Regions from separate parts of the Homo sapiens genome. Here region 1 is linked to region 2. Evidence: chromatin loops called from intact Hi-C (ENCODE). Cell type or tissue: A673. All regions are shown on one strand. Links, peaks and the distances in the headings refer to the core of each region. The heading gives the core; the rest is flanking DNA.

The links. Peaks named below come from ENCODE experiments on the same cell type or tissue, not always from the same donor. Only the 100,000 strongest peaks of a DNase experiment are listed, where the experiment ranks them.
Region 1: a loop joins it to region 2, with 6 times the contacts of the local background. A loop is called at or near these places in 5 of 110 quality-filtered maps.

What each region holds. Positions count from the first base shown.
Region 1 is chr11:39,364,187-39,368,630 of GRCh38, reverse strand. No RefSeq gene overlaps it. Among named protein-coding and RNA genes, the nearest start is that of LINC01493, 720 kb to the right of the region's middle. In A673, for the core only: a CTCF peak has its summit at 2,555; a DNase peak (open chromatin) is centred at 2,590; H3K27ac peaks cover 2,130 bases.
Region 2 is chr11:37,447,771-37,452,214 of GRCh38, reverse strand. No RefSeq gene overlaps it. Among named protein-coding and RNA genes, the nearest start is that of LINC02760, 490 kb to the left of the region's middle. In A673, for the core only: CTCF peaks have their summits at 2,638 and 2,838; a DNase peak (open chromatin) is centred at 2,834.

The DNA of each region.
Region 1 (4,444 bases), core at 1,308-3,807, 1.9 Mb before region 2:
CCTAACTCATACAAACCTCCCACTGAGTTCCTCACTGTCATTTCCTCTTCTAGCTGTCTAAGATGGAGTGTGCCACTTACTTAGGCATGTGATGAAAATACTTAATTTCCCAAGGTACATGGAGCAGAAACATCTATACTACCCTTTATCCTCTGTTTATGCTAATAATATCTATTTTGGAATGTTACATGAGTGAAGAATAAAAATCATTTGAGTTTGAAGTATTATATTTGGTGTTTTTTTATGCTGCCAAAATATAGCTTGCCATAATGAATACCTTGGTTATGAGTAAGATTAAAATTAGTCTATATGACATAAGAACTGTTAGAATTACCACACATCATTCTGCAAAGTTTCACACATTCAGATTTCAAAATGGAAAGAAAAAAATTTTTTAAATTTTACATAAATATTTGCTGATTAATATGTTCAAAGTTTTGTGCTAAAAATTATATTGAATGTCTTCTACAAAAACCAATTAATGCCCTCCAGATGCTGGGAACAAATTACAGTTCACACAAATTTTATTTATATGTTTTAAGAACCTGTTACCTATGGGAGTTATATTACCATTATTTTTGAGTCAATGAATAAAGGGATGTAAGCAAGAAAGAATAGGAATACCAATGATAAATGCCATGGTTGTTTAGAAAAGACAGTTGTAAAAAAGGATTCAAAGAGGAGATACAACTTGTATCAGCACTTAATACATAGGTAGTTACATGATAAATAGGTAGACAGATAAATAATTGTAGCACAGGCCCATATAATTAGAAAGATATGGAGGAATACCATTTTAGATAGTCAAAGAGAAGCATAAATAAGAGTGAATGTAAAAGACAGTGAAGACACCATCCTGATAAGACTTGTGGCTTCATATAGATAAGTCGCTGGAAACCACGATAAACTGATGCTTCCTGTTTGTCAGATAGTGGAGTTGCTTACAGTAGTTTGCTAAGGCTTTTAGCATTTACCATATAGGCAATAAGAAGCCCTTTAAGATAATGTATGTATATCAACATTTTGAAGTAACTTTTTCAAAGTGCCTATTTTCAATTAAACATTTAGGGAAAAAAAGATGTTCTTGCGTCTTCTGAATTGTCAATGATGATTTAATTTTGCAGAATCACCATCAAAGTGTATTCTGTAGACAAGCTTTGAAAATTGGTAGAATAAAGACCTCAGAATCAAGTGTTCAAGTGCTTTCATAAAGTAGTAGTATAGACTAGATACAATGGCTCACGCCTATAATCCTAGCACTCTGGGAGGCTGAGGTGGGAGGACTGCTTGAGGACAGGAGGTTGAGAACAGCCTGGGCCACATAATGAAACAAAACTAAAAAATAAACTGGGTGTGGTAGCATGCACCTGCAATTTCAGCTATTTGGAAGACTGAGGCAGGAGGATCACTTGAGCCCAGGAGTCTGAGTTTGCAGTGAGCTGCATTGTGCCACCACACTCCATCCTGAGGCATAGAGCAAGGCCCTATCAGAGGAAGGAAGGAAGGGAGGGAGGGAAAAGAAAGGAAAGACAGAAAGATAAAGACAGAAAAGAAAGAGAAGAAAGAAAAAATAGGTCCATAAGAATGCCACACTCCTGGAAACGTAATCTACTGACTGTTACCTTTAATGTTTTCAGAGCAATGCAAAACAAGTACACTTTTCATTAAAAGAGGCTTTGAGAATACATTATGCTTAACTTTTCAGATGTATCTTTTTGTTTAGGAGGCTGCTTTAAACTGTCCAGCAGAAATCTGTTCACAACAGTGGCAAATTGATTAGAGCTGTGTTTTGGCTTTTCACGTCATTACATTTTTCTTGTATGTATTCATCCATCAGAATGTCTAATCCCATCCCAAATCTACCAGCTTCACTACTCTATAATAACTAGTATGACTACCTCTATGATAACAATAGCATTAATAATAATGCCATTATTAAGTTTGTTTTTTGAATTCATGCACAATATGTGTTATTTTCATGGCAGAAGATTGACACTTGTGAAAAAATGAGAGGTGAGAACAATGTCTGATGTTTCTGATTATAGTGACAAAATTCTGTCTCTTTCTCTCTCTAAATATCTTAGAAAAATAATTTAAAGTACTATAAAAAGTATCCTACCTTTCAAAGTGAATCATGGGAACAAACTCAAAATGACTTTGTAATGATATCAAGCATAAGTGAAATCTACAAGAGATGTATGATGTCTCCAGCAGGTTTAAAAGTTCAACCCTGAATCGGCTTACAAAATAAGCAGGCACTTTAAAAAATACCAACTTTTTCTGTGAAGACAGAAATTTTTGTGCCACTGTCAAAAAAAAAAAAAAAGGAAAAAGATATATAACTGTCTATTGATGTGAAACCGTGGGGAGTTTCTCAACTGTGGTATACTTATTCATAAAGTGAGAGTTTGCAAAACAGCCACATAAATATGGGTCATAAAGAATGGCCATAAGTAAAGCATCTACCTTTAGTTAACAAAATTCTAGGCTGCTAGGCTTTTAGGACATTGGGAAGATCAGACTACTTGCAAAGTGAAAGATTTAGACAGCCTACAGCATTCAGTAGCAGAGATTCAATAGATGGCACTCTTCCCTCTGCTTTGAGCTCATTCCTCAAGATGACTCAGATTTCCAGGTCTCCAGACAAATATGCTGGGCCCTCCTTCTTATCTCTTCAACATTTCTCTCCAATCACTCACCTATATTTAATTTGGTGCTTCAGCCACAGTAAGCTACTTATGGATGCCTTAATATCTCATTCTCTCTTAGGTCCCTATTCTTTTTCAAAATGTGCTCTCTCAGGTTGGGAAATCCCTCCTCTATCTTCTCATCAACTTGAGCAGTATGTCTACTGCTAGCCCTTTCTTCTAAACTCTCCCCTCATCATCATGCATCTTGTCTGTGCTCTTTCTTTTCTGTTTCCATAGTATCATACATATACCAGAGCGGTCACCTGTGAATACAAAATATACCATTAATTGTGCCTTTATCCTTCATTGGAAGATGAGCTCCTTAGAGAAGGAAACATTGTATTCCTCATGCTCTAATTCCTAATATAGCTGCCATATCATAAAAACTTTATATTTTCTTAAAGAACGAGTGAGTGAACCTAACCATCAGAGCTGTTTCCAACCTCTTTTCATATATTAACCCCTCCATAAAAAAGATCACGCTTTATTGTAATTTTTCTTTAACTCTCATTTCCTTTCCCAGTTTTATTGTATTTGCTTGTTTTTTGTGTCTAAGACAGACGTTTTTAATTCCTCTTTCCCATTTGGAATGTTTGTTTTTGTTTTTATTTCTTTGTGTTTTTTTGCTGCCATTTTAGTTTTGAAATTTTGTTAAGAATTGGTTGTGTATTCTTATAATCTTTACTTTTAAGGATAAAACATAAAAAATAATGAATATTAAGATATGATATTGGGCAGGCGCGGTAGCTCACGCCTGTAATCCCAGCACTTTGGGAGGCCAAGGCGGGAGGATTACGAGGTCAGGAGATCAAGACCATCCTGGCTAACACGGTGAAACCCTGTCTCTACTAAAAATACAAAAAATTAGCCGGGCGTGGTGTTGGGCGCCTGCAATCCCAGCTACTCGGGAGGCTGAGGCAGGAGAATGGCGTGAACCCGGGAGCAGAGCTTGCAGTGAGCCGAGATTGCGCCACTGCACTCCAGCCTGGGTGACAGAGCGAGACTCCATCTCAAAAAAAAAAAAAAAAAAAAAAAAAAGATGTGATATTAAGATTTTTCTTTTTGAATCAAATTCTTACTCTGGCACCCATGCTGGAGTGCAGTGGCACTATCTCGGCTCACTGCAACCCCCGCCTCCCGGGTTCAAGCAATTCTCGTGCTTCAGCCTCCTGAGTAGCTAGGATTACAGGCTCCCGCCACCAAGCATGGCTAATTTTTGTATTATTTTTTTTTTTTTAGTAGAGACGAGGTTTCACCATATTGGTCAGGCTGGTCTCAAACTCCTGACCTCAGGTGATCCGCCCGCCTCGGCCTCCCAAAGTGTTGAGATTACAGGCTTGAGCCACTGCACCCGACCAAGATACGATATTAACATTTATAGGCGGCCGGGCACGGTCGACTATTTGTATACAACCCAAAAACATAGATTATAACACTTATATTTTTAAAAGGCACACATCTATACAATTATAATTTGTATAAATTTATAGCAATTATAATTTGGGTGAAAGTACTCTAGAAAAATGGTCCAAATATTGATTTCATGAATCAAAATCTAATTTTATTATTTAATAGCTAGAAATTTAGATAGAATACGTGACTCTGTTTTTCTTAATAACATTTGTCTATAAGTCACATAATTGTTTACATTATACATTACATTATAAGGGGTTTTATGTGAGAGACTTGAGTAGAATGCCTGATTCTGCCATATATTCTTGAATGAATCTGCTAAAGACTTTCTCACCCTGTTT
Region 2 (4,444 bases), core at 1,332-3,831:
CTATTTTCTCTAAGTGGGTGATTTCCTCATCTGCATTTATAGTCTTGATATGTCAGCAGAAATTCCAATCAGCAATTCTAACTCCACATTGGATTTTTCCATGTGGATGACCTGTCAAACCCAAGTTAATGTTCAACAATAAATCCATGCAGAGGCTTTAAAAGAGGCACACAGTTTAAAAAGCAGAGGTCTGTGGTCAGTGGATATTTCAGTGTTGTTTTGGCCTTCATTTTACATCAGTTTGCTTCTTTTGATTGTGTTTATTACACCCTCTGGGATCTGGCCTTCATTCTAAGTCTTTAGTAATATGTCACATTTTCTAAATTCAAAGATGTTTTCGAGCATTTTCATTCTAATTCCTGTACATTCAGAAAGCTGGAATTATTTTCTTTCCCTGTATTTTCTGGGAAGACTTTTAAGTATTGATATTGAATGTTAGACTTTATCTTTCTGAAATCGATCAATATTATTACAAACAGAATGTCAGGGTTTCCAGACCTTGCAAAGAGCTTTTAAATCAAGATCAGTTGGCATGTGTAAAGGCAATAAGTTTATTACTTGTGACCTCTGAGGAATTCTTTCTCCAAACTATGAGGAAAGGCTTTGATTGCAGACACACATTTTCCTTCAATAATATTTATGCTGGCTATTACGACAATGTGTAATTTTAACAAAGCAAAGTTTTGATGAGGAAGGTCTATAAGAATATGCAATAATATGAAAAAGAACTTCACTAATAAAAATCTTTGTAAAAGTTTATCATTTGAACTTTACTCAAAGGTAAACTTGTCTACAACTGTGACGTTGAAACATGAACTCAGCATGTTTTCTAACAATCTTGCAACCCAAATATTTCAACTTCTATTCCCCGGAAAACACAAACACCAAGGTGAGGATTAGGGATGAGCTCAGTACCTTCTCTGTCTATCTGCCTAGATTGTATCCTTATTCTTCAAGACCCATTTCAAACACACCTTCTGCATAATGCCTCACATGATCCCATGTTAGACATGATTTTTCATTCCTTTAAAGCATACCACATTAACTTGGTTTTTATAGAAATTATTTTATGATGCTCCATATTGCTATTATGTAAACATCTAATTTTCCTATCTTTGAAGACATTATTTCCTATACTATCTAAAGGTCTGTTTCGTGCAATAGGTACTCAAACACCTGAGTCACATAATAGCTACTCAGATACCCAAGTCACATAATGGTACTCAAATACACAAGTTAATTGAACCAGTTTCACCAGCACTCAATCTGTGTCTCTTCCAATTTATTCAATTTGAAACACGTGAACCTTTGCCAGTTTCAGTAGTAGAAATCAATCTTATTAGTGAAACTAACAAGTGGTGAAAGCAATATTCGGTAGAAGAAAGGTCAGGGAGTAGTGATGAGGAAGTCTTGCCACTCTTGGCCCACAAACCACAGAACAACTTCATGTTTCAACATATCCTCTCTCTCCTATTGCTGCTTGGGCTGTTATCACAGCAGCACCAGAAAGTCTTTACATCAGTTTCTGACTGCCACATAATATTGCCATGTCAAGTATGGAACTGAGTTCTCAGAGATGCTGCCTAATTGATAGCAAGATCAGGATTCATGGGAATCTTTGTCAGTCTTAATCAAGAAATTAGGGGAAAAGACAACTCTGAGTGATAGAGAAACAAGTAGAATCAGTCGTTCATGCCACCAATTTGTTTCTTCTTATTTCTTCCCCACACCTCCCCACTCCACCCCCTTTAGAATTTGTTTCCTGCTATGAAGATGCAGTCTAAACAGCTTTCCTTCCTTTTTACTTTGCTTTTTACTTTCTAATACGTTATAGCATATTAGAGAGGCATTTTAGAATAATAGATTGAGAGATTTGGGTTGCAGATCCTGATTTTGAGAATGCAATTAAAGAAAAAATAATAGCATATAATGGCATGATATAACCATTTAGCATATATTAACTCATTTCATCCTTATATTTATATGTTTGTTACCAATATTATCCACATTTTGCCCATGAAGGAATCAAAACCTAGACTGCATTAGGACCTTGCTCAGCATCACAAAACTACCAAGTAGAATGCCTCTGAGCAAGACATAGAAGGTCCAAAACCTAAATTTTATCTAGGGGTATTTTTTATGGACCAGGAAAAATCTGACAATATAAGTCTGAAACTCATTCATTCTTTATTTCTCTTACACCAACATTTAATTCATTAACAAACTGCGTTACTTTTTCAGGGACGTCTCAGAGATCAGATTATTAAATTGTTAACCCAATCCCACCCCCAGCCTGGGCATCCTCCATTCTTTTTGTTTTCTACCTAGAATGTATTATTATCTAATATGCTATTATATGGGCTTATATATTATATTTGTATGTTCCATCTTCATCTCAGCAGCCCCTTCCATACCTTCCATAGCTCTGATAGAATATAAGCTCCACAAACAGTTTTGTTGTGGTAGTTTTTTGTTTGTTTGTTTGTTTTTACTAATTCGTTCAGTTTTCTATATTCAGGCCATGGAGCACTGCCTGGTACAGAAGAGATAAATATTTGTTGAATTAGCAAATTGTTTAGTTACTCATATTAATTATTGAATAAAGCAGCAGAATCTTCCTTTCAAATTTATGTTTGTATAAAGCATTGTTTAGAATTAAGAAAAACAAAAAAGTGTACCAAGAACATTTCTCTCATAGATTTACAAAAGTCTGTCTTTTCTTCCTCTGTAATAGCAAAATAATAATATTTTCTTATTTGGAAATAGGGCAAGAGCATGTCTCAGTTGGAGCCTCTTGCTCTTTTCTTTCATATTGAAACAACCCCACCTTGTGGAATGAAGGGTAAATTTGCCAAAGTCTCAAATACTCGGGCAGCATTTTTGCAACTGCAGATATATAGGGCACTGCGTACTTTTGGCTCTTTCAAGTCTCTGTTGATTTCCAAATGTTTCATAACTACTGTGGGTGGAGGTGCTGGAAACACAGGCTGTTTACTGTCCCAATTGAGCCACTCCCTGAGGTGATGTTTGAGCAGCAAACTTTGATTCGCTATTTTTTTTTTTTAAGAAATATTCCTTTGCCTCATAGTTGTGCCAGAATATTATTTGTTCTAGTTTGTTTTCCTAGAAGAATACCATACTTTCTCATAAAATGTATGTAAGTTCTAAGGTGGTGTATTTATACAATTATAAGGCAACCAGAGACGACTACAACCAGTGAAGATGGACAGTTCTGGATTGATTAAGGAAATCAATGACTATATCCTGAGATAATTCAGACTGAATAGGAGCTTTTGCTAGGAAAAAAAGATGTTCTAGATTATATTGTACTCTGGGCAGTAAAAATTCCAATTTAAGCTGAAAGTATTGTAAGGAAATAACTATGTGTTCCTCAGTGCTAATAGCCTTAGAAGTTCCAAGGATAATTTGTTTGATTGATGGACTATGGCAGATGACACAGAAAATATCATATTTTATATTTAAATGAATACAACCACTGTGTATTGTTTACTCAAAATTACTTTTGGTTTGAAACAATTTTTCTTCCTTTTAGTAAATATAGAAAAGAGCAAATTGCTTTACAAATATTATTGGTTTTAAATAAGTCTTCCTTCACATCTTAATTTTTTAAGTAAATTCTTAAAGAAATCAATTTACCCAAAGTTCCTTAAATAAAAACTATTCTAATTTTCTTGTTATCCTTCTATTTGTATCATACTTTTGTATGTATTTTATATTGTTCAATATATTTTATATTGAACAAGTATATTATATTATACTTGTTCAATATAATTGAACATTATATTATATTGTTCAAGTATTTTATATTGTTCAATATTCATGTGGTTTACATTTTAGACATTTCCCTTAGTATTTATAGTTAATATGTTTTGACGCTGTGAGCATTTTTCATATCTAAGTAATATTTCTTTAATATTAAGTATCATAACACATGTAATAATTCTTCCATTTAAAAAAATTTATAATTTCTCTCTACTGTAATCAGAATATGAATTGCTACCATTTTATGACTGCAATATTCTTTAGAAAAATTATTGAATAAAGTCAAAAGAGAGAATAGAGATAAACATCACATTTAAATTCAATGTTTATGTATAAGAACATCTTGGGTAATACAGGTTAGGTTTTTCTCAATAACAATCTAGTTACCTCTTCTCCCTATACGTTCTCTGCATGATGTGAAAGACAGAAAGATTTCATTTTCCTTGCCAGTGCTTATAAGGGCAGTTATAGATAACCCACTCTGCCTCTTCCTTCAGGATGTTAAGTAGAAGTAAAATCCCAAGAATACACAGTCCAGAGTGGGTTTCCAATACCCACCAAAACCTAGCATGAGCTGTTGTATAATTAGATCAGACTGCGCATAAAGCACTTTGAACAATGCCTGGCATAGAGCAAGAACTCAATAAATGTTAGCTGTTGT